4 separate regions of the Homo sapiens genome follow, and regions 1, 3 and 4 are each linked to region 2. The links are chromatin loops, found by intact Hi-C in ENCODE. Cell type or tissue: ascending aorta. All regions are shown on one strand. Links, peaks and the distances in the headings refer to the core of each region. The heading gives the core; the rest is flanking DNA. Region 1 overlaps PDE3A (phosphodiesterase 3A). Region 2 overlaps PDE3A (phosphodiesterase 3A). Region 3 overlaps LOC101928387 (a long non-coding RNA gene). Region 4 has its middle 260 kb from the start of LINC02398.

The links. Hi-C counts contacts between places; a loop is a spot of excess contacts. Peaks named below come from ENCODE experiments on the same cell type or tissue, not always from the same donor. Only the 100,000 strongest peaks of a DNase experiment are listed, where the experiment ranks them.
Region 1: a loop joins it to region 2, with 3 times the contacts of the local background. A loop is called at or near these places in 37 of 110 quality-filtered maps.
Region 3: a loop joins it to region 2, with 2.9 times the contacts of the local background. A loop is called at or near these places in 2 of 110 quality-filtered maps.
Region 4: it touches region 2 in a loop (3-fold over the local background); 21 of 110 quality-filtered maps call a loop at or near these places.

The regions. Positions count from the first base shown.
Region 1 is chr12:20,462,000-20,466,999 of GRCh38, reverse strand. All of the region lies in intron 1 of PDE3A (phosphodiesterase 3A), which reads right to left. Among named protein-coding and RNA genes, the nearest start is that of PDE3A-AS1, 94 kb to the right of the region's middle. In ascending aorta, for the core only: a CTCF peak has its summit at 2,886 (motif pointing left); a DNase peak (open chromatin) is centred at 859; H3K27ac peaks cover 4,068 bases.
Region 2 is chr12:20,599,632-20,604,631 of GRCh38, reverse strand. All of the region lies in intron 2 of PDE3A (phosphodiesterase 3A), which reads right to left. Among named protein-coding and RNA genes, the nearest start is that of SLCO1C1, 93 kb to the left of the region's middle. In ascending aorta, for the core only: a CTCF peak has its summit at 2,732 (motif pointing right); no DNase peak of the experiment used is centred there; H3K4me3 peaks cover 592 bases; H3K27ac peaks cover 5,000 bases.
Region 3 is chr12:19,651,468-19,659,595 of GRCh38, reverse strand. LOC101928387 (a long non-coding RNA gene) reads right to left here. Exons shown (of 7, transcript XR_007063236.1): 5 at 7,573-8,128. Among named protein-coding and RNA genes, the nearest start is that of AEBP2, 220 kb to the right of the region's middle. In ascending aorta, for the core only: a CTCF peak has its summit at 4,547; no DNase peak of the experiment used is centred there; H3K27ac peaks cover 4,815 bases.
Region 4 is chr12:19,753,415-19,761,542 of GRCh38, reverse strand. No RefSeq gene overlaps it. Among named protein-coding and RNA genes, the nearest start is that of LINC02398, 260 kb to the left of the region's middle. In ascending aorta, for the core only: a CTCF peak has its summit at 4,045 (motif pointing left); no DNase peak of the experiment used is centred there.

The DNA of each region.
Region 1 (5,000 bases), core at 1-5,000, 140 kb after region 2:
AAACAAATAAAATATGTGCTTATTTCTGAAAAATTTGAATTCAACTCTGGAGTTCAAATGGCAATTTATTTTTTGCACTCATAACTATAAAATGACTTAAGCACACACTGAAGATCTCATTTATCTTTCAAACAAAAAATTGATGAGAGGAAAAGAGAGGTACCTTTAGTAACTGGGACAGGCGGTGATGGCTAAGAAGAAAGAAAAGAAAACACTTATCCTAAAATTCAAACTTCGTCTATCACACACAAAGCCACAATTATATAGTCATACTTATTAATAGATTAAGTGATTTTTATATTCACATTAGATTTCTCTAGAACAGCAACTACTGAAAAACAGAGCCAGAAACACACAGAGACAAAATTGCCTTTTATATGAGACACTTAAAAATAATACACTAGTCATAATTTAACTTTTAAATAATTTCTTTAAAAGTACACTGAAAATTTTAAAAAGCATTCACATTCGAAGTATTACTCATGACCACTCATTATATCACATTATAATCACTTAAATACAACTCAGCGCACCCTGTTAGATGGTCTACTGAATGGCATCTGTGTATCTCATTCACTTCTTCCTCTCCTCCTTGAAACACAGGAGAATTGTTGCTTTGCATTCAGCAAGAACTCTTAATTATTAGAACCTTTGTTTATATGCTTCATAATATTTGGATTTTTAAAAAATTATTTGCTCATATAAAAAATAGTTTCATTCACAGATTGTAGCTGTCAGTGCTAAGTGTTTGTGCTCCGTAGAAGCATCCTGTTTCTTTGCTTGTCTTCCAAGAGTCTGGCTGTCAGGCATTGGAATGGGAACAATTTCCATGTTGCATAACACGGTTCAGTGTACTGGACAAAGGGTGGGGCCTCAGGACTCCAGTGACTATTTGGATAGATCTCTAGGGAACATGCTTTTCAAGAGTGCAAAGACAGAAAAATAAATGGGCCAGGGGGTCAGGTTTTAACCTGCTGACTTAGTTCATTGGCTCTTCACACTAGGCAACGGGCTCTGCACCACTTCCATTGAAACGTGGTTTCTTATTGATCCAAAATCCCCAAAAGGGAGATCTAAGATGAGTAATATTTTTTGGCACAAGTTGGTATTATTTATAACACTTCCCTGTTCTGGAATATTCTTTTAGATATAGTCTCTCAAGTTCTAAGAAGTAGGAACTGTTTGTCCTACCTTCTTTCCCTATTTCATCCATCTCCAGGACTTTCAACTTTTATATTTCCTATTTTATTTAGGACATGCTACCATTTTAAATTTTTAAAATAAAAGTACTGGCTGGGCACGGTGGCTCCTGCCTGTAATCCCAGTACTTTGGGAGGCTGAGGCGGGCAGATTACGGGGTCAGGAGTTCCAGATCAGCCTGGCCAGCATGGTGAAACCCCATCTCTACTAAACACACAAGAAATTAGCCAGGCACAGTGGCGCGCACCTGTAGTCCCGCTACTCGGGAGGCTGAGGCAGGAGAATTGCTTGAACCTGGCAGGCAAAGGTTGCAGTGAGCCAAGATCGTGCCACAGCACTCCAGCCTGGGTGACAGAGTGAGACTGTCTCAAAAAAATAAACAAATAAATAAAATAAAATAAATAAATTTTTAAAAATTACCTAGAGAATTAACATTCTAACACACGTAAGTACTTAGCTTGGGGAGTTGGTAGAAAATTTTACCATCAGAGCTGTGAATGAGCGTGTGTAATCCAACAACGTAATATGAACCAATATAAGGGCTACTCTATTCTTGGAATACATATTCTGCAAAAATGAAAACTATGACATGCTATTAAAGAGAAGAAATTGTTAAGCAACCTCCAACTTCATCGACTTTTATCCTCAGAAAGGAAGATTTGATGAACTTAGACCTGGAATTTAATGAACTATATGTAACTAAATATTTTTTAAAAATTGAAAATAAAAATGGGGTATGATGAACCTTAAAACACAGGAGTTATGCACAACGGCTAAACTTCTAATTTCATTTTTAGAATTTCATATTCTCATATGTAACTGCTTCTTAATTCATAATACTGAGATTTGCTAGGGGTATAAATAGAGTGTGCCATGTTATCAGTTCATCATGTGGTGAGAATGTTTATCCTAAAATATCTGTTTTTCTCTCTATAAAATATGATTGGATGGTAAATAGCTGGGTATGTCTAGAAAGCCCTGTATAAACAAAGACCACAACTTCTTTGCACATGAGAAACTAATGTCTGTATCCATGTGTCTCATTTTATTCAATCCCACGTCAGCAATTTATAGTCCTGCACTCACTCTTCAAGGAAAATGAAAATTTGCATAGTGTACAATCCTGGCCATAGAAATTAGCATGGGCTTAGGACCCACCTGAAACCAGATTGGCTTTGAGAGTAATCATGATTCAGCTCACGGTAAAACATCTTACCGTAATAGCCATCCAGAAGAAAATCTTACTTATATAGAGTATATTTCTTGGGCCTACAGAAGGACAGTCATCATACTGAAGTACAGAAAAGATAATTATGATAACAATTAGCCAAGCAATGGGAAAAAACAACTTACTCAATATCAAAGTTATTGATATAAAAAGCGAGAGCTGAAAAAATAATTCCAATATTGATTTACTAAGTGACAGTGAACCTTGTTAAGTGAATATATTGCTTTCTAAGTAAATATAACCCTCATTTTGAAGGGGATATATTAAATTTGTGGATCTATTGAAATACCATTTAAATTATCACAGGCATACTCTGTTGAATTATTATGCAATTATATTTGTGTGCATTCCATATAATGTTAATAAGGGCAATAACATTTCCCATCATTTCAATGATACAGGGCACTTTTTCTTTTGGAAAAATAGTCACTCTGAGAACAGAGCCATCTAGTGGCAAGTGCAGAATAATGATTACAACATAAAATGAACTGTGAGCCTAACAGTATCATTAGTAAACATTATCATTAACAACCTAAACTAAGTGGTAATGAATATTAAAGGTTCTGCTTTTCAGATAAAGAAATAAATTAAGTGGAAAATCCATCTATAAAGGGTGTCCACATTCTTTATACCATATGGTCTTCGTTTTGTAAAATAGAAAAGTCTAAAACAAGAATTACACACGCATATACAATACATATACACACAAACACACAGACACAAAACAAAGGAACTATGCCAAAATATAAACAGTTCCCCAGCCTGGGAAGTGGGATTAAGTATGTTTTGTCCCCTTCTTAATGTTTTTCTGCATTTTCCTCAGCAGGTACATACTACTTTTGTAAGTAGAAAATGTAATATTTAAAAATATATTGAGAGACTACTGAAAGAAATATGAAAACAACAAGAGCAGATTCACTAATCTTTCAGAAAATATATTTTCTATTTGCAGCTATACATCCTTGTAGCTCTAGAGATTGTTTGCTATGATATAAGCAAAATAATACCTTTTGATATATTTACCATAGGCTTAGATGATTCTTCATCTAGGAATAAATCACAACATGCTTAGATATTAGGTATATAGCATTAAGATTTGAGCAATAAATAACAAGTATAACATAATTATGTTGAGTTTTAAAAATACATACAAATTACTTATCTATATACTTAATATTGCAAAAAACACAGTGAGGTAGCAAAGGAAAAGATAATTATTTTCATTTTATAAAGAAGTGGAGATGTACAGACAGCACATATTTATCTCCAGCTCTGTCACTGATGAGTTGAAAGTTTTCTGACAACTACTCTATTGCTTTTCATACTATAACAATTTTGATACCTGGAACTTAAAAATATCTGTAAGTTATTTTCATGTTTATTCTCAAAAAGTCTCATTGGTGGCAATAGCTACTCTTCTTATTCCTCTCTTTAGATTGACACAGATGATGTCCTATAACTGAGATAATTTATCATGGGCATAATCAAGAGTATAGATTTGCCAGGTGCAGTGGTTCATGCCTGTAATCCCAGCACTTTGCGGGGGCCAAGACAAGAGGATTGTTTGAGGCCAGGAGTTTGAGACCAGCCTAGGCAACACAGGGAGACCCTATCTCTACAAAAAAATTAAAAATTAGCCTGGCATGGTGGTATACTCAGGAGGCCGAAGTAGGAGGATCCCTTGAGCCTGGAAGGTCAAGGCTACAGTGAGCCATGATCCTGCACTGCACCCCAGCCTAGATGACAGAGTGAGATGCTGACTCATAAAAAAAAAAAGTATAGCTTTTACTTTCTTAAAGTATGTTGATATTTTACAAGACGTTTTTAACAAATGAATACCAAATTGCATGAAAGCTTGAAGTAAATGTTTAGAGTAAATGAAGAATAAAAAAACTTCAGACATTGAAAATAACATTTTTTAAAATCCAAAAAATCAAACTAAAATTTAAAATAGAGCAAACAAATCAGAATTATCTATACGGCCACTCTGAGGAGAAAAATACAATTATTAAAAGGGGTCTATTACTGACCCTAATCTTCACAAACAACCAAAAAAAAATTCGATTTTTGTTGTTGTTGTTTTAGATGAAGTCTTGCTCGTTGACCAGGCTGGAGTTCAGTGGCACAATCTCAGCTCACTGAAATCTCTGCCTCCCAGGTTCAAGCGATTCTCCTGCCTCAGCCTTCTGAGTAGCTGGGACTAGAGGTGCAAGCCACCAGGCCCAGCTGATTTTCATATTTTTAGTAGAGGCACAGTTTTGCCATGTTGGCCAGGCTGGTCTCGAACTCCTGACCTCAAGTGATCTGCCCATCTTAGCCTCCCAAAGTGCTGGGATTACAGGCATAAGCCACCGCGCCTGGCCTCTAGTAGTTCAATTTTTAATCTTCCTGATATTCAAAATTGATTTGGAAATTCTGGGGCTAATTACTTGTCAATGAGAAGAACACTTTTCTCATATTTTCAACCTAAAATTAAAAGTTATATGTGAGATCCAAGATTAGTAATAACCCTGTTTGGTGGTGCCAACTCTATCTACATCTAAGTAGCACCCAAAGTGAGACATGCAGCAGG
Region 2 (5,000 bases), core at 1-5,000:
AGCTCCATAGTATTTTAAACTCAATATTTTCTTTCCCTTAAAATGAGACATAATGTAATTGCGGTGTTAAAGCTATTCATTAACATTCCTGGAACAAGAGCTAGAAAGCTAAGCCTGGTTTATGAATTAGCATTTGGGAAGCAAAAAGGTAGAAAAACATATTTTTGTCATATATATAATTTGTAAGGTTGTGTATGTGGGAAGTTGGAAAGCAGAGTTTTAAAACGTTGGGATATAAGAGAAAGTTTTTTTCATTCATCAATATCAAATATTTATTATATGAGGTAATACATGGGGTCTTTAAGGAGGCAAGAACCGAAGTTAGACTGCTTCTGTTCAAATTTCAGATCTGCTAAGATTTTTATTTTATTTAAAAAGTAAATTCATTTTATCTCCCTCCCCTCCCCTCTCCTCCCCTCCCCTCTTCTCTCCTCTCCTTTCCTTTTTTATTTTCTTCTTTCTTGAGATGGAGTCTCGCTCTATGGCCCAGGCTGGAGTGCAGTGGCACGATCTCAGCTCACTGCCACCTCCGCCTCCTGGTTTCAAGCAATTCTCCTGCCTCAGCCTCCCGAATAGCTAGGACCCCAGGCATGCGCCACCATGCCCAGCTAATTTTTGTATTTTTGGTAGAGACAGGGTTTCCCCATGTTGGCCAGGCTGGTCTCGAACTCCTGACTTTGTGATCCGCCTGCCTCAGCCTCCCAAAGTGCTGTGATTACAGGCGTGAGCCACCATGCCTGGCTCATTTTATTTCTTTAGCTCTTGTCTCCTCTCTAAAAAGGGATTAATAGTAATATCGACTGTATAGTGTAATTGATGATTAAATGAGATCATAAACATAAAGACTTGTGAGAGTGCGTGGTCCAAAATATATGTTTGATAAGTATTATACATCACCAACATTATCATTATTGTTGGTGAAACATTGTTGTTGAGAAAGATTGTGTGTGCAAAGAAATGTATGTTGTGCACGTGGGTGTTTGTCCCCTACATGAACTGGGCCAGTAGTTCCTTTATAAATGAAGATAGCACAGAGATATGATTTCTCTACCAAAATAAATAAATAAATTAAATAAATAAATAAAACAATAAAAACAAAAACCTATTTCCACTTCTTACTCTAGGTAAATGCAGTCAGATATATTGTACTCCCTACTGCAAAATACTCATAATAGTCCTGATTTTAATTTTAAGTTCTTAAAAAGTGATTGTACAGAAGTCCTGGTTTCAGTTAATATGGTTGATTGCATTGGAATGATTTATAACACAGGATGTGAAAAGAATTCTAAAAGCAGGCATCATAGCTCCATTGTTGGAAGTATTTTTTTCTTTCTATTTAGTCATCCTGGGAGGCACCCTGGGAGGCAAACACAGCATGGGAGGAATATTCTTAGGGTGGAAAGGGAGTTGGGATAAGAGACGAATAAACAGTGTAAGAGATGACACATAAAAAGGAAATAGTCACTGGGGCTTTTCTCATCCAACTTTGGTCCTCAATGCTGGGAAAAGATGTGTGATGAGTTTTTGGAAGCTGTCTCCTCCTACATCTCTGTAGCACTACGTGCCACTCCATCCCTCCAACTCTTTCTCTGGGAGGCTGTCCGTGATACTAGGAAATGGTATCTTGGTCTTTAATGTACTACATTAATTTAGAAGATGAGCTGGATTTGATACAATGATCTTTGGTGCATTACTGGTTCTGACCTCAGAGACAGCAAAATTGCATATGTGTTTATACTTTCATAGGACCCATTTATAATTTTAGACTTGAAGTTGGTTGGGAAATTTTTAAAAAATGAAATCATGTGAAAATTTTGCAGTAACTCATTGTAGGCTGAACCTTGGCTAAAGGCCATCCTAAGGAAGCAGATGTTTGCGTATTTTAATTTTCTGGCAGGGAATATGAGTTTACATTTGGATTTTTTCCTTAAGATAATATGTATGTACAGTAGGAGGAAAACCTATAGGGCCCTTCATCAAACTGCTTCCCAACATGTCTGTGGGCAGGTTCCATGTGAGATGTGAAACATAACAAACTTCATTAGTTACCAGAATTCTTAACATCCTTCTCTTTTGATGTTCAAAGAGCACTGCAAGTCACCAAATGAGATGGAATACATGGCCTCTGTCCTTATACAAGTCCCTGCAAGCTATCAGCAAACAAGTCAAAAATTGGTGAAAAATTCTGTCTTGTTTATATTTTCTAACTACTTTCCAGACACTAGCGAACTCACGTAACAACTCAAAGTTAACAATTTTACAATAGTGTTTTATTATTTAGGAAATGGAACATACTTATTCATCACTTACTCTAGTAAGAACCCGCATCTTTCAGAAGATAACCTTAGCTGTCTTTAAGTTGCACGCTGGTTTTCTCTCTTTCTCTTAATTAGAAAAGATGATGTAGCTGGCAAAGATATAATAAATTCAGGCAATGAGCTACTCATGTGACTGCTCACACAAATGTGGGAAGGCTTGGTTAAGTACAAATTACTTTGTAAATAAAAAACATTATTATTTCTGTTGTTGGAAGAAACAGGAAGCAAAGAGAACTTAACTGGATGTGAGCACTTCTCTGATATGAGAAAGAGTTTTAAAAAATGATAGGAATAACTAAGAATCTCTGAAATAAGTACGAACTCAGAAAGCTGATAAATGTGGGCTGGTCTTTGTCTGTTAAATATCAAGAATTGCTATTAAATTTGAACTTAAGGCTTCTGTTTGCTTAGGCTAAAAACTTCAGTGAACAACAGATGGCAGTATTCTGCCTTTTAAAAGAATTATCTGACCATCTCTTTTAAAACAAGTGCTACTGCCTCATTAACAGGCAGAATTTAGTTTTTTTTCACAGAAAACAAAAAAAAAAGCTAAAAAAGAATAACTTACATAAGTCTGCTGGTAGAAATAAAAAATTTAAAATGTGTCTTATCCCTCAGGATCATTGTTAAAGTGAAATTACAATTACATAATTAATGATTTGTCTAAGTTGCAAACATTTTAGTTGTTACGTTTCTCAATTTTTATAAGACATATTAGAAACGTGACTTCTTCCCATGCACAATTTGATTAACATTTTCCCACATGTAATTTTCTACTGTGATTAAAATATTAACACAAAACATCAAATGCCTTTGAACACACTGTTTTGTGGAACTTTACTGCCATTTGTTTTATCCATATCAACACTAGACTTTTTCCTGCCCCATATGCAATGGGTGTTTATCTAGGCTACTGACTTGCCTCTTCTACACTTAATCCAGGACATCTTCCCTGACTGCTTCAGGACCATACAAACATTTCCACGTTAATGCCTATTGGGATATTCCATTCATACTCTGAAAACAGCAGAAACGAAAGCAAGCCAAAAAACAAACAAACAAACAAACAAACAAACAAACAAAAAGCCTTGGAGCTATACCTTTTGAGAAACCTTGCATCTCTGACCAGATCTTACATATATACATAGATCCTCGTTGCAATAGCACCTGCCACAATTCTCGATTCAGCTTTTGGTATGTCTATATGTGATGGTCTGTCTTCCTCCTTCAGGCTCAAAGTTGTGCAAGGACAAGGGCAATGCTAGGTTTCATTCCCCCAGTGTGGTATCTGGTACTTTGTGGGCACTCAATAATATGAGAAATGATGACTGCATAAGTAACATACTCCAAACCTTCAAAGATAAGTAAATGCCCTCTCTCCAATTCTGTACCTTAAAAGACAAGTAAATTAAAGTGTTTGAGACAGTTCTTTGAAACAAATCACTGCTTTTCTGGAAGCCATCTTAAAACATTCAACCTCCTAGCACAATTGCATGTTCTAATCTCACACTTAAAGTATACTGAGAATTGTTACACTGAAATACTGGAGTCATGATTAAAAACTATTATTTAACAACCTGATTCTGGAATAAGCACTGTCCAGAAAACAGTGAAAATGCCAAGGAGAAGTAATAGTACTGACACAAAAAGCAATCCTACAAATTTTTCCACAATTGGGTACATACATGAAAAGAGTAAGCAAAGGATTAGGGTGTGTTTTCTGGAAAAGGAAAAGATCTTAACAGGCCTGGAGGTAAAGAATGGCCTTTTGAAGACAAAGCTCAGGTGAAGTACACAGTGCTTCAGTTTGAAAGGTTGACACTGGAGAGGTCTGAGGAAACAGATCATGGCAGGAATATGAGCCATATTCAAGAGCTTTGATTAACTAGTAAGGGCAATAAGAAAGTCCTGTAGAATACTGGCATCATCAGTATGTGTGGAGAGAGGAGTCAGGCTAGCTTTCAGGATGAAGGTTTGGGAAGATACGTAGCTAAGAGTCTTTCATAGAATGAGGAATCAAAAGAGAAGGAATCAGTTTGGACGAGGGTACTGAGGTATTTATTGGATGATTCCAGTGGCATATTAGGAGAGACTTCTGAACTGGAAATATACATTTGGGCATTGAAGACATATATATGGTCATTTCAACAGCATGTTGCCATGAAAGTGTGTGAAGAGAAAGGAGTATACTGAGGCTAGAGCCATAATCAATATCAACTTTTAAAAGCCAGGCAGAAGTGAAATCCACAAAAGGAAATAAGAAGGGACAAGTAAGAACTGGGAGTGTAGTGTCCATGGCACCAAGGAAATGTTAAGAAGCAAGGAGTGGTCAGCAGTGGATCAGTGTTTGAGAGATTAGTAAATCTTGAAAAATGTTTATGAGTTTAGTATTTGGAAGGTCACTGGCAACTCTACAGACTACAGTTTCAGTGAAACACTGAGGTAGCAAGCCACATTGCAATAAATTGAGCAATGAAAGGAAGATAGAAAAATGAAGATCATAGAGACAAGTCTCATGAAAACTGGCTGTAAAATGGAAGATAGATATATGTCAGTATCCAGAGGGAAAACAGGGTCTAAAGAGTTACTGAGCATGTGAACAGCATAAATGCTGAAGGGTAAACACAGTGGAATGATAAATAGATAAAAATCCAAGAGAAGGAAGTAAGGGGTACAGGAGTA
Region 3 (8,128 bases), core at 1,430-6,429, 950 kb after region 2:
AGACAAAATATTAAACTCAGCCAAAGCTGGGATGTATGATGTAAAGTTCACCAGATGCTCTATATAAAAACAAGAAAGAGCCATTCTTTAGACTGTTTCAAGGAGTGTTCCAATAAAATGCAAACATTGCTTCTATATGAGAAATCAAACCATATTTTAAATTAAAAAGGGGCTCAACTTACAAAATAAAGGGATATATAACAGATGACTCAGGGTAAATGTGATTAGAGAAAAAGCTGGAAGCTTACTTTTTTTTTTTTTTTAAGTAGTAGGGAAACTAATAGGGAGTGAGGGCACTGGACTGACCTTTGCTGTGAATAAAAGTACATTTAAAGTGTTAACAGAGAATTTTCCCCAGAAATATGAAGTGCACATGAGATACATCATTAACTTAGCATGTTGCTATAGGAGCATTTTCTTTCACAGCAAAGAATACACTGCGTTATATATCAACAAATACTCAGCGCAGATGAAAAATCACAATCATAAAAAGTAGATAATATTTTTAAATATAAAGTCAATATATTTTCTTACACTAATTTCTAGTTCCCAGTTTTCCCAGGGGTCTCCCTTACATTGAATCAATGGTATTAATTACTTAAAAGAAGTCAGTTTTGGCCAGGCATGGTGGCTCACGCCTATAATCCTAGTACTTTGGGAGGCCGAGGCAGGTGCATTGCCTGAGCTCAGGAGTTCGAGACCAGACCGGGCAACATGGTGAAACCCCATCTCTAATAAAATACAAAAGAAATTAGCCAGGCGCGGCAGCATGTGCCTGTAGTCCCAGCTACTCAGGAGGCTGAGGCAGGAGGATTGCTTGAACCTGGGAGACGGAGGTTGCAGTGAGTAGAGATTGCACCACTGCACTTCAGCCTGGGCAACAGAGCAAGACACTGTCTCTAAAAAAAAAAAAAAAAGTAGTCAATTTTAAGTTTTAGGTTATATTTTAATACAAGTGAATCAACAGGTTTTACTTTCAGAGAAATAAATTGTTTTAATCCTAAAATCTTTTATTAAGTTCAGAATATAGAATTTATGAGACTAAAATAGAAAGAATGCAGGTTATGACATCAAAGCAGCTTCCTGTACATAGGAAAGGAAGTAAAAGCTCAAGTAGCAAGGCAAGAAGTAGAAAGAATTGAAAAGGTAAAGCTAGGCCGGGCACAGTGGCTCAGGCCTGTAATCCCAGCATTTTGGGAGGCTGAGACTGGAGGATCACTTGAGGTTGGGAGTTCGAGACCAGCCTGGCCAACATAGTGAAACCCTGTCTCTACTAAAAATACAAAAATTAGCCAGGCATAGTGATGTGCACCTGTAATCCCAGCTACTTGGGAGGCTGAAGCAGGAGAATCGCTTGAATCCAGGAGGCAGAGGTTGCAGGGAGCCGAGATCGTGCCACTGCACTCCAGTCTGGGTGACAGAGAAAGAATCCATCCCAAAAAATATTAAATATTAAAAATTGAAAAGGTAAAGCTAGCGTAATATAATGCCTGAGATTCCAAGAAAGAAATCAGGGCCTACATACCACCTTCCTGGGCCACAACCTGACAGAAACGCCACCACCACCACTACCACACTCCTGCCAAAAAAAAAAATTCCCCAAATCTCCATGCCTGGCTAGCTAGATGAGCTAGAGCTAGCATTTCTAGTAGTCCATTACTTGAGAATAGCATGCAGTAGATCCTGAAATTTGCATATGCTCACATGGGTAACATGGAAATTCTAAGAACAATAGACTTTTTAAAAGATAATTTCATTTTTTCAGGGAAGTATAATGACTCCCATACAAATACAAACTGAACACAATTCAAAGACTGTTTTTAACTCATTAATTAATGAGGGAATTGGTAAGATGTTACATCTGGCTCTAAAGAGAATTCAAAGAATATATATATAAATGCTGCAACAAATTTACAAATAGATGCAAAATGGAGCTGTCTGCAGGGCAATAAATTATTGCATTCCACTAGATACAAGTCATTTGCATTGCTGCAGACAAGAATCATATACATCACTTTTAGTTTCCTACAATTTACAGAACTGTAAAATAGCTCAAACACAATGAAAGGAACCAGATAACTAGAAGGATACACTAGACTATGCTTTGTTTTTCATTAAAGACTCGCAGTAATCTTTTCTTTCAATTTACAGTCTTTCGCAATGATTGGAAGATACCTGTGATCTGGAGAAAAAAAATGAGAGTCTACAGAGACCTTACCTCCCGAGGCAATGGCAAATCTCACAGCCACTAGCAGTGACAGTCAAGAGAATGACCAAGAATAGGATCCAACCAGCCCACTATGAGGAACACCAGCACAGAAGGCCTGGTCACCACAGTGGGATAAGGGTCCAGCTGGTAGAGTCCAGCAAAGTCCCAGAGGGTAAAGGCCTCTTCCACTCTCTTCAAGATACTAAGCTTCTGCATGAACCCAGGCACCAACTTGGGAAGGAGGAATGAGGAGAGACCCCTTGAGAGATAAGAAAAGCTTAAACTTTTAATGAGTATTTAGCAGAAAGCAATTGATTTGAAACAGAAGAAACTGGGTTGCTTTTTATTGACCAGGGGCATATGCTGAATTGTGCCCTCACACACACAAATTTGTGTGTTGAAGCCCTAACCCTCCATACCCCAGAACTTAACTGTATTTAGAGATAGGGCCTTTAAAGAGGTGATGAAGTTAAAACGAGGCCCTAAGGGTAGACAGTAATCCAATCTGACTGGTATTATAAGCAAAGGAAATTTGGACATACAAGGAAACACTAGATGCCCACACACAGAGGAAAGACCATGTGAGAACACAGAGAGAAGGCAGCCATTTGCAAGCCGAGGAGAGAGGCTTCATGAGAAACGAGCACTGCCAACACCCGAATCTTGGACTTCCAGCCTCTAAAACCATAAAAAAATTAATTTCTGTTGTTTCAGCCATCCAGTCCCTGGCATTTCATTACGGCAGCCATAGCAAACTAATACAGCATTTTAAGGGTTGTGGGGTGTTCATTTCATATCAGTAGGAGCAAAAGCAAGATGAAATGTCGGTTAAATAAAATGTAAAAAGCTACTTGTTTGTTTTTTGGTTTTGGACATCCGTGGGCATTTTAATCCTGTCATATAGGATGAGTGCTTCATAGGTTTTGGACACATTCTCAGACCCAAAGATACGAATAACCTTTACTAGTTAAAGGTCTTCAATAGAGCAAAGCCTATGGCCACCAAGGAAACAAGTCTCAAAGAGCTCAAAACCTCCTTCTGGCCACTGCTCAGTGTCAGGCTTCTACAGGATAGAAATGATGAGGGGAAGCAGAAGGTATAAGACTGGAAAGAAGATATTCTTTTTTTTTTTTTTTTTTTGAGACGGAGTCTCGCTCTCACCCAGGCTGGAGTGCAGTGGCACAATCTTAGCTCACTGCAAGCTCCACCTCCCAAGTTCACGCCATTCTCCTGCCTCAGCCTCCCAAGTAGCTGGGACTACAGGCACCCGCTACCATGCCCGGCTAAATTTTTTGTATTTTTAGTAGAGACGGGGTTTCACCATGTTAGCCAGGATGGTCTCGATCTCCTGACCTCGTAATCTGCCCACCTCAGCCTCCCAAGGTGCTGGGATTACAGGCGTGAGCCACCGGGCCCGGCCAAGAAGATGTTCTTGAGTCAGGTTCTTTCCTAAAATCATGATTGGCAGTTATCTTCATCCATTTGTGCTGCTATAATAAAGTTCCTGACACTGGGCAATTGATAAAGAATATAAATGTATTTCTCTCAGCTCTAGAGGCTGAGAAGTCCAAGGTCAAGGCACTGGTAGGTTTGGCGTCTGGTGAGGACTGCTCCATCAGTGGCATGTTCTTGCAGTGGCATCCTCACATGGCAGAAGGAGGAGGAGTAAGGAGACCTTAAGCCAGTTCCCTCTAGTCCTTTTACAAGACACTAATCCATTCACAAGGGCAGAGCCCCCATGGCCTAACCACCTGCTAAAGGCACCCCTCCTACTACCACCACAATGGGGATTAAGTCTCAACATGAATTTTGGAGCAGACATAAATGTTCAGACCATAGCAGCAGTATTTTTTCTCTTTTTCAAACTGTTATGTGTTTCTGAGCCCTTCTGTTGGGGGAGAAAGATCACAAAGGTTTTCTGGAAAAGCAATTCTAAACAGATATCTGAAGAATATGTTTTTCATTCAGTGATTGCTAAGGAAAAAAAAAAAAAAACTCATTAGCTTTGACCTGAATAAGGATACACTCATACACTCAGGCCTAAGTGTCTGGTGTAGAAACAGTGCCACACTAACTTCAGTGAGAAAGAAAAGCACAAATACTACATTTCCAAATTTAGTCAACTAGGGACATTGAGTCAGGCCAATTTAAAACAGGTCCAAAATTTCATCATTCCAAGGAGTTGAGTATTGTCTCTTATCTACTAATCTAAAATTAAATTTCCCGTTTAGCTTTGACATAGAGACTATTTATAGACATTCAAAAAAAAGAAGAAAATCAAAAGGCTTAAACCCAGGTCATAGGTCCTAAAACCAAAAGCAGTGAGAAGAAAGTGACATCTAATGGTTGGTTTCCTTCAAAACATCTCTGGTTGCCCCCTAAAACTCAAGAGACAAGGAAAGGGAGATTTTGACCTTAGTCATTAGAAAAAGTCTCAAAAATCCTAAAAAGTCAAAAATGTCATCCAGCCCTCTGGGAAACCGGCTCAATGCATTCAAATTAATGTCGTGCTGGGCTGCAGAAACTTTTGACCAGAAGGCATTCCAAGGAGTAACCATAAACAGCTTAAATGATATTAGATGCGTCATAAGATCTTTTTTTACTCTTGTTAAAAATAACAATAACAAACACTTATGAAGTACAGACATGTGCCAAATCCTGGCCTAAGTGTCTCATATATACTAACTCATCTAAAGATATTTTTCCACAATATTTATACGCATGAATAAACAATAGATTCTACTAAAATTCTTAAGGCTAAAGTAGGAATGAATTAATGTTGTGAAAAGACAGGAATATTAAATGTATTTCATTACTTCTTAGAACAGAACTGCAAAAGAACTTGAGAGGTCATAGTTCAGGAGTTGTTGAAAAATCTATCCCATGAGAGAAAATGCAGCATTTTCACTTATTTTTATTTATTCCTTCATTCTTTCTATGCTGCTCTTTGCTTTCTTGTCTTCCATCTTGTGAAAATATTTATGACAAACTTTTTATCCTGTCATTGCATTTTGCTGGTACTTTTTAGGCTTAAAGGTGAACTCCTGAAGTTTATCTCCTTCCAGGCATCATCTCTTCAATTCTGGAAACAGTTACCAGATAAATGGTGGTAACTAGCTTAAGCGTCACAGGACAAACGGCCAGGCTAATATCAAGAGTAGGTATATGAATCACAGCTATGTTTCTGCTGCAGCAAAATGTCTTCAAATAAAAATTAGACCATAAGCATTAAACTGCCTACTAAAAGAAGATTTTTTTAAATATTATATGTTAACCACTCAACCAGTTAAATATCAAACAATATAAACTGCTCCTACATTTAAGTGTAGTTTCATTTTTCATACAAGTTATAGAAGTCATATGTATTCTTACCTACAGTTTTATCAGTCAATAAATTACATGTGTTCTCCTGCCTATACGTAAGTTCAGTCTGAGAGACAGCATCAGGGATTTTTTTATAATAACCATTCCTTTGCAATGAATAAAGACACTAATTTATCTCTTATGGACTCATAATTTGTTCTGAAGCATCTTCTGTTGTTATGTGGACCCTCTTCATGCTCCTTGAAGGCTGGAGGAGTGCAGTGATCCAGGGCTTCACTGGTCTCCTGCTTTTGGAGTTTATCTCTGCTATATGCAGAAGCTTTTATTCCCTTTTCCTTTTGTAATACTCAGAACAGAAAATGCATAGACTACCTACCCTTACCGAAATATATAAAACTCTTTGCTTATATTTCTTCAATCAAGAAGAGGTTCTGTTGAGAACCAAATTTCTACATGGCCCAATCTTCTTTCCTTCAACTTTAAAGATCATTTATAATGTATTTTACAAAGAACACATTAGGATTATCTATTAATCAAGCTGGTAATCTCCATTAGAGGAATTGATTATTTTGTACTCCTCAGAACAAAAGGAACACAAATTTCAGACATATAACCCAGAACAAGTATAAGGATTTAATCAGCCCACTGCTGAAAAGAAAAAGCCCTGGCCCGTATTATTTATTGGTGACTTCCAGGAGCATGGACATAAGATCTTTTTTTCTTTCTGTTTCTTAAAGAGGAAAATTGCAAAAGAAACAGGAAATCTATCCTTTTCTCTTAATGCCTCTTAAGAGGAAGAAATGTTTCAGTCACGTTTCTGACTGTGGAAAAAAATGATAAGTTACTGGTTAAAAAAAAAAAAATCAAAGATGAACTCCATAACATTCTCCTTTCCTTAGAGTCCTCAAACTCTCACACAGTCCAGGCCCCAGAACCCTGCCCTCAGTTTCTTCCCAAATAAAGTCCTCCTCAACCTTTTAGGAAGCTTCCCTCCCAGCCTCACTCCAGGCATTTTTCCAGTACCCAAGAGGCCCTGGCACATGTTGGGTTCTCAATACCTGTGCCCTAAGTTAATTAACTATAAAACGAGCATGGTTATAAGCTTATTTTCAACTCATCCACAGGTCAGTTTCTCTGGCCAGAGTCAGCCTGCAAATACAGTAATTTCAATTTCACAATTGTATTTCTAGAGCTGTTGAGGGGAAGCAATCATGTTAGGCCAAACTAGCAACTGAGCCAGGCCTTGTGTCAGAAAGATGGGGGCTGACAGTGGCTAAGGCAATTTCCTCCAAAACACTAGGTAGTTAGGTCAGGAGAAACTTAAATAAGGCAATAGCTCTTCTTGTCATCAGAGGCCTTGGTTTTCACATCTGTAAAACAAAATCCTTGGTCTAAATGACTTCTGACACACTGACTTAAATTTTGCCACAGAGTTCAAGCTAGAAACAAGAAAGTAGCTGTAAAAGCCAGGGCCCTTCATGGTATAGCTAAGAGAGAAATCTAATTCACCAAAAATTCAGAGAGGGGAGTGCTTCTCATGAGAAAAGAATGAGAGACTAATTCCCAAGGATTTTCTCTTCAAATAGCACGTCGTGGAGAAAGAAAGATAAATGGAGAAATGTGGCAGTAAAAAAATTCTGTAGATGAGAAAAAAGACAGGGAACTTCTTAGTACCTGCCCTAGTCGTAAATTGTCAATAGAGACATGCTTTTCAAACTATGGTAAACAACTTGTTTTGTTTTTTATTTCTAATTTTATTGTAAGCTGATCTCTGATCTTTGTTAAGTTAGAGAGAGACATCGTAACACTTCATCTCTAAAGTATGGAAAGAGAGCAAACACTATCTTGAAGGTAATAATTACAGAATTGCTTAGCCCTGGTCTAGCAGATTTTAAAATAAATTTTGCAGAAGTGCGTTAAAACGAGCACACCGTGAAGGGCCTACTTGCAAACTAACAAGTTACCCTGCTAGAGTTTATGGATGCTGGGAGAAGACGTGAGACTCCTGGATTACAGGCAAATGAGAGGCTATTACTCACCACAATAGTAGTAGCCACGGTATCAGCATCTGAGCCAATTCCTCCAAACCCCAGTACCCGCAAGGTGATGCAAATAGGGCTAGATAATACCAGCATCCACAGTCAATTGTGTTCCAGCAAAAAAAAAACAAAAAAACAAAAAACTGAACTTAGAAAACCTGAATATTTTATAACAGGAAATAAGCATGCCTGCCTATGTCCTGGAAAGAGACATCATCCTTATTATATTGTATAGTAAGCATGCTTATATGTTTGCCCCAGAGGAGGACTACCTCTACCTGCCAAGGTGTATTAGTCTCCTGTTGCTGCCATAGCAAATTAGCACAAACTTAGTGGCTTAATGGATACAAATGTATTATCTTGCAGTTCTGGAGTCAGAAGTCCAAATTGGGCCTCACTGCGCTGAAGTTTCTTTTCCATTTTCTTAACTTTTTCAGCTTCTAGAGGTCACCAGCATGCCTTGGACCATGGCCCCATTCTTCCATCTTCAAAACTAGCAAAGGCAAATTGAGTGCTTTTCACATCACATCACTCTGACCTCATTCTTCCACTTTAA
Region 4 (8,128 bases), core at 1,801-6,800, 840 kb after region 2:
GAAACAAAGATAATATTACAGGCTTTTCTGACCTAATCAGTGTAGAAAAGAATTACAAAGGCAGGTTAAGACTCCGTTTGGTCTTTTTCCTTCCCTCATAAGCTGTTCATTCATATTAAGATTATAATAAACCAAAACTATGAGGTTTTACACATGTATAAATACTAGCCATATTATCCTTTTTCCTGTGCTGTTGGTTTCTTATTAGATCCAACATTTCAACCTAGCAAAACCATCTTAGATTCTGGTTCTTGTAGTCAATGTATTTATAATGCCTCCTTATTTCACATCCACTGAAATGTGGTCAACATGCCATTATCCACATCACTAATTTAGAAAAAAAAAAAACGCAGTATTAGATAACATGAACATCAGAAGACTTTCAATAACCAGCTTACTTTCTGGATCATTCAGTCAATTGTTACTATATAATCCAAATGACTTCCCAACCTACAGCATCCTAAATCCTCTCCAGGATAGCAAAAGAAATTTTATCAAAGAATGATGTTCAAAATTACACCTATAAATTGTGAGAGATAGGCATTTTCCTCATTGGAATCGTGGAGAAAAGGAAACAAAAACAAAAGTAGAAGATGTGATTTACTCCCTTTTCAGAATCCCAAAGAGGAAAGACTCCAACTCAAGGACAGAGGGAACATGGCGACCTCAAGGGAATAAGAGCAGCCACCAGCTGAGGCAGCATCCATATGTGTGGGGGGGATGAGAATCCACATTCTGGAAGAACATGTGAGAATGACTCAGGATGGCACATCTGCTTTAAGGTCTAGAACTACTGAACCCTCTTCAAATTCTACTGTATTGCTCTAGATAAATACATGCTTATTCTTTTTTTAACAGCTTTATTGAGATATAATTCACATGCCATACAATTTACCTGTTTAAAGTATATAATTAATGGCTTTTAGTATATTCATAGTTGTGCAACAATCACCGAAAGCAATCTTAGAACATTTTTATTACCCCCCAAATTAACCACATGCCCCTTACCTATCACTTGCCCAATCCTCCCCTTTCAATTAGCTTTAGGCAACCACTAACTGACTTTCTGTCTACGTAGATTTACCTATTCTGGACATTTTCTATAAATGGAGTCATACAGTACATGACCATGTATGACTGCCTTCTCCCAGTCAGCATCATGTTTTCAAGGTTCATCGTGTTGTATCAAGTAACAGTATTTCTCTTCTTTCTTTTCTTCTTTAAATAGCTTTACTGATATATAATTCATATAATGTATGGTTCACCCATTTAAAGTGTTCAATTCACTGGGCACACAGGCTCATGCCTGTAATCCCACCACTTTGGGAGGCCAGAACAGTGGAATAGCTTGAAGCCAGGAGTCTGAGACCAGCCTGGGCAGCAAAGCAAGACCCTGTTTATAATAAATAAGTAAATAAATAAATAAGGCTCAGTGACATGCACCTGCAATCCCAGCTACTCAAGAGGCTGAGGCAGGAGGATCACTTGAACCCAGGAGTTTGGAAGCTGCAATGAGCTATGATCATGACAACTGCACTCCCGCCTAGGCAACACAATGGGACCCCATCTCTAAAAAATAAATTTAAAAAATAATAAAGTGTTCAATTCAATGGCTTTTAGTATATTCACAAGTATGTGCACCAATCACCATAGTCAATTAAAAACATTTCACCACCTCAAAAAGAAACCTTATACCTTTGAACTATCCCACCTGTACTGGCCTAACTCCCCCAGCCCTAAGCAACCACTAATCTACTTTGTCTACATGGATTTGCCTCTTCTCAACGTTCACGTGAATCGAATAACATGGTATGTGGTCTTTTGTGACTGGCTTCTTTCACATAGCATAAGCGTGATATTTTCAAGGTTCACCCATGTTGTAGCATGTATTAACACCTCATTTCTTTTTATGGTTAAACAATATCCCACTGCATAGATATATTACATTTTGTTTATCCATTTGTCCATTGATGGATGTGTTTCTACCTTTAGGCTATCATGCATAATGCTGCTATAAACACTGAAGTGCAAATTTTTATGTTCACATATGTTTTCATTTCTCTTGGGAATCTAACCAGGGGTAAATTTGCTGAGTCATATGATAACTCTATGTTTAATCATCAGAGGAACTGCTAGACTTTTCCAAACTGGCTGCACCACCTCACATTCCTAACAGCAGTGTATCAGAATTCTCATTTCTTCACATCCTCTCCAACACTTGTAATTGGACTTCTTTATTCCACATGCTTATTTCCAATGATCACTTTCTCCTTCTTTAAAGGGCTTACAAACTTCACTCAATAATATTTTCAAGAGTTTTGTCCAGGATATCAAATTCCTCAGCCTTTAGATTGTAGAATTTTCTTTCTATTTTTAAGAGACAGTATGGATAACTGTCTTTGTGAGTCTCCTGCAATCACTCCCATTCTCCAAGCTTGCCATTTCTCAAAGATCACTTTGTATTAAGGCAAACAGAAAACTGGGTATCCACTGTGTCTTTTTCTTCAACACTGAGAAGAAAGTTTGCACAAAAGCCGCCTCCAAAACATAGATTATTTTTATTTGCAGATTTTTAAAGTTACATTAATTGTGGTTATTTGACATTAACTTATATTTTTATGTCCCTATATTGTCCCTGTGTTGAGGTATAATAAGTAACATGTCATGAAAGACTAAATCAATATTATAAGAGAAAAGATTATTTAACCACAAAATCAGATATAATATATCCAATTGATAAATGAATGCCTATTTTAAATACAGGGTCTAATATTTTTTAAATGATCTATTATAATACATAATGATTGTCCCAAAAGTTTTTAATCAATTCAGATTTTAAATGGGTTATCATTTGTATTATTAACATTGTAGTTTACTACTAAAAATGTATTGAGTCCAATAATTTTAAAACAGAGTATAAAAAGATATTTATTTTATTGTTATTCCAATCCAACATTATGACTCTGTATAACCTAAAATTGAACAAGAGACATTTTGAATCAAAACATTCAGTTATCTCCTCTTTTGTAGGTAATCTAAGAGCTAACAATCAAACTTATAAAGAAATTAGCTCAGGTAAAGCTATCTTGTCACATTTTTCTGGAAGCTGACATGGTCAATCTTCGTCAAGTATGGAAAACAGTGAAGAGTACTGAAGTAAGAAGCTGTGTAAGAGATTTCAACAACTACAAATTTCCTTGAAGATGAATATTATCTGTATGAGTCTATTACTGAAATTTTCATTCATTCCCATAACACCAAACATTCTCATATTCAAAACATAAATACTATGCAGCCATAAGAAAGAACAAGATCATGTCTTTTGAGGGAATATGGATGGAGCTGGAGGCTATTATCCTTAGCAGACTAATGCAGGAACAGAAAACCAAATGCTGCATGTTCTCACTTATAAGTGGAAGCTAAATGATGAGAACTCATGAACACAAAGAAGGGAACAACAGACACTGGTGACTACTTGAGAGTGGAGGATGGGAGGAGGGAGAAGAGCAGAGAAGAAAACTATTGAGTGCTGGGCTTAATACCTGGGTGATGAAATAATCTGTACAACAAACCCCCTGACACAAGTTCACCTATATAACAAACCTGCACATGTACCACTGAACCTAAAATTTTAAAAAATATAAATACAAACTGTTTTATTACCAAATATAACTTTAAATTATCTGCCATTTTGATTATGTAATTCAAATTCAAGCCCCTACTCATTTTAGCATGTTTAAAATTCTGTCGATCTAAATTATACAGCTTCTCACATTTTCTAGGCTGAGTAGTTAATAGAGGCATATATTTAGGCCAACGCCTAAACCTAACTTTACTTGCATTTCGCTTAATTCCATTCCTGTCCAGTCCTAAGGAATTAATCCTCTGGAAAGAAGAGGATCGTATCTGGGAAGTCCCAGGTTGCTAACTTAGAGGAAGGAAAAAGACTTGAAGAGTAGCAAACATCTCTCATTTTGTTAGTTTGTTTTCAAAGAAGCTTCCGAAGTAGAAGGCGCATCAATACAGGGACATCTAGTGGCAAAGATAAATCAATGCAGTGATTGGCTCCTTGACAATATAGGAACCTTACCTTTGGTCTATCTTCATATTTAAGGGGGAAAAAAATTCCCGAACTCTCAATAATGGCCATTCATAGTATTTATAACAGCAATTGAACAACAAAAAAATGCATGCAAAAGCAAAGAATTTGAAGCAAATTTTCTTTTTTACATGATAACATAAAACTAGGCTTATAGCCAAGATGGATTTGTACTCATCAGGTTCTATATCTTTTCGAGCCATAGCAGTATTAAGAAGTAAAATAATCATTATACAAAAATTAATCTTTCTAGAAACATTAAAAGCCACAATAAACCAATTCCCCTTTATGTTGTAGAACATTAGTTTAACAGTATTACTTTATAAAGCCATACGACGATAATAAAAAAACTAATAGAAAACTAATGATCTATATCCCAATTGAAATCAATAAAAGAAAATAACAGTGACTCCTAATTAAGCCATTCCGCATCCTTAAGGTATTTTCATATGTGCCTCTTTTAAAGAAATCTTTTTGCTTTTTTCTTTAAAATGAGATGGAAAATCAAGGAAAACTTACTTCAAGGCAAATACTATTTTCCTCATTAGCTTTCTTTCTTGCTGGAATGGAAAAAGCAACTGCTTCTCAGGTATTTAGGTATTGCCGGAGGGTTGTGGAGCCAAAAAAAGAAAAGAGTAAGCATTTAGATCTGGGTCTCAAACAGTATAAAGAAACTGATACAAAGTTTTTATTTTATAAGTTAATAAATAGAAATGACTAACATCAGTACGTTAGTTATTGATGTTGATCATTTCAAAAGGCCAGCCTGGGATCTTACTTCAGGCTGAAATCCGGAAGAGGCATTTAACAGGTGAGGTATTTTGTTTTCACTTTGCCTTCCACTTGTGAGTTATCCTTCACCAGCAGGGAAAACCGCCTGCAGCACTTCTGGCATACTGGCTTTTCCTATCTCAATGCAGTTCCTTTTTTCCTAATAATGACCCTTCACTATAATTTCTCTTTTTTACTGACATTAAAGTGGACTTTAATATTTTGAAGGCCAATTCACTCACATGGGTTTATGAAAACACGAAGGTTGTATTTGGAATTGTTACTCAGTCATCAGGCAGAGCTCATATTCTCATTTTTGTGGACATCTTATTTCTGACCTTTCAAATGCTTTCTGTCCTCCCGCTCAGCTTCTCAGCACTTACCAGTCATGAGATGATTTGCCATTGATTTTTATTGAGGAAGCCTGAAATTGCTAAACATCTCATTTTGCCCATTCCCACGTCACAGGTTGATCCTAGTTTTATACAACTATCTCATATAGCACATAAATATATAATACAATATGTTAAATACCTATAAATAACAAGTAAATAAAGTAATGCAAGGTTTAAAAATATTGAGCAACTTGTAGCTAAAAAAGCAGCAAAGCATAACCAATGATTACTTGAACCCAGGTGAGGGAGATGGGGAAAGGGTGCAGCATTCTAATGAATGTAAACAAATAGAGTATGATTGTGGAAATGTATTATTATACATGCATTTCAATATTAAGTATACATTTCTCAATCTTTTCCCCATGTGTTCCCACAAAATGTCCCTTCTGCCAACACTTTTTCTCAGACTTCAATGGATACAGTACCCATCATGAATAAGATTTTTTTTTAATTTGTAATCAAGAGTCAGACTAGACTTGGGGTACAGTTAGGCTGACAAAGTCACTACCATGTAAACTCACCCAAAGGGACATATTAGGATATGGTTAGAGAGGACTAGAACTGGAAGAAATGTGTGAAGTTACGGTTTTTGATACACACACTATATTTATACGTATACACACACATAAATACATACACATGCATATATATACACACATGCATACATATGGAAATAAGTATAGCTATAAATATGTAAATTTTATATATGTTTATCCCCTTATCTGCCCATTGGAATGCCTGGAAGCAATGATACCTCAATATCAATGAACATACCTAATGTCCAGACTTTGGACTTTAATTACCATTCTTCACTAAAAGAAACTAAGTCTTCATAGAGAAACAGCAGACTATAGACAGAATTAAAACAAGGGAAGTATAAAATGAGCCTGGAATGTCTTGTTATGCCAAGAATCAAGGAAGCACACAAAAAATGGTAAAGGCATGTCGAAAGGACACAAAAGCCAGCTTGAGCAAATTCCTGGCTAAATTGGGAGGAATTTGAGCATTATATCAAGTAAAGATGGTAACAAAGTATAACCCATTGAAGAGTAAAATAGAAAACACACACATTTAAATAAATGAATAAATTGAAAGTTCGATGAGAAAAGAGATGTGTCATATAATCTTAAGGGACTGTTCCACAAAACACTCTTACGAAAAGGAAAAGAGAGTAAGTTTACAGTAGAGATGTCTGGCAGATACCACCTTAATCAAATGATCAAGGTAAATACCATCAGAAACAGGAAAAATTAAAATCAGGTGCCACATGACGGGATGCAATGAGAACTTAGCATCACATCTATCATGTTCCTCACAATTACAAATTAAAGAACATTCTTCAAAATAATGGGCCTTTTATGTTCAAAAGTGTCAAGGTCGTGAAAGTTAAGATAAGACTAAGGAACTGTTCCAAAATGAAGAAAGATAAAGAAACACGAGACCTAATTACAATGAGTGATTCTACTGGATCCTTTTGCTATCAGTGGCATGACTGGGACAACTGATGAAACTTCAGTGGATTCTGAGGAACATACCGTAGTAATGTATCAATGTAAATTTCCTGATTTGGTAGTTGGATCTAGTTATGTAGGAGAATGTCCTTGTTAATGAGAAACACACATGAAAGCATTCAGCAACATACTACTAAATTATTCAAGAAAAACATAATAGTTCCAGTACTATACTTTCAACTTTTCTATAAGTTTATGCTTATTCCAAAATTTTTTAAATATAATACTGTGTATGAAAGTCTATCCAAGCATTTCAGTAAAACTGTATTCAAAATATTTGTATAAAATATATTCAAAACCAAGTTTCTATATCAATTTCATGAATTTACTGTTTGTTTGGAAAACTTATCACCCTGTAACTATTTAGCAAGTAGTACAATTATTTTTTTTTCTATTTGACATGATTCACTTAACAAAGAGTCAGTGAGTACATTTCAGAGCAGATATGGTCATGGCAGAGAATAAGGTAGACAATGCCTCCATCTTATAGGGTTTACATTCTTTTGAGGGGATGGGCAATAAACAAGTAAATAATTTCAGTCTGGGCATGATGGCTCACCCCTCTAATCTCACACTTTGGGTGGCTGAGGCAGGAGGATTGCTTGAGGCCAAGAGTTTGAGACCAGCCAAGGCAACATAGTGAGACCCCATATCTATTAAAAAAAAGTTTTAATTAGCCAGGCATGGCAGCATAAGTCTGCAGTCCCAGCTACTCAGGAGCCTGAGGTGGAAGGATCACTTGAGCCTGGGAAGTTGAGGCTGCAGTGAGCCATGATTGTGCCACAGCACTCCAGCCTGGGTGATAAAGTAAGACCTTGTTTCCAAAAGAAAGAATTTCAGGTGGTGTTGTGATATGAAGAAAATAAAACAGGTAATATGAGAGAAAGTAAATAGGGTAGAAGAGGGTGACTTCAGGGAAAGTAGTCAGAGAGGGCTTCCCTGGGAAGATGATATTCAAATGATGAGAACTAGCCCTGAGAAAATCTGGACAAAAATGGCCCAGACAAGGGAAACACATTGTACAAAGACCCTGAGCAAGAATGAGCATAGTGCTTTGTAGGAAGAGAAAGGCAGCCATTGTGGCTGGAAAGAAAAAACAATGGGAGTTTATACGAAATGATGTATTGAAACCACCTTCATAAAATTAATAAAAGACCACAAGATTGGAATTATGGTAAGGGCCTAAATTTTGGTAAAGTATATTCCCTTCTCGCTGACCTTTTCTTCCTCCATATATGATTGCTTGCACAAGTCATTTCAATAAACGGTAGTCACTAATAACTGATAATCTTCCTATCTAGCCTCTGGTCAGGCTGCCTGCAAGATTAATTAACTTTTCTTTTAAACAACAA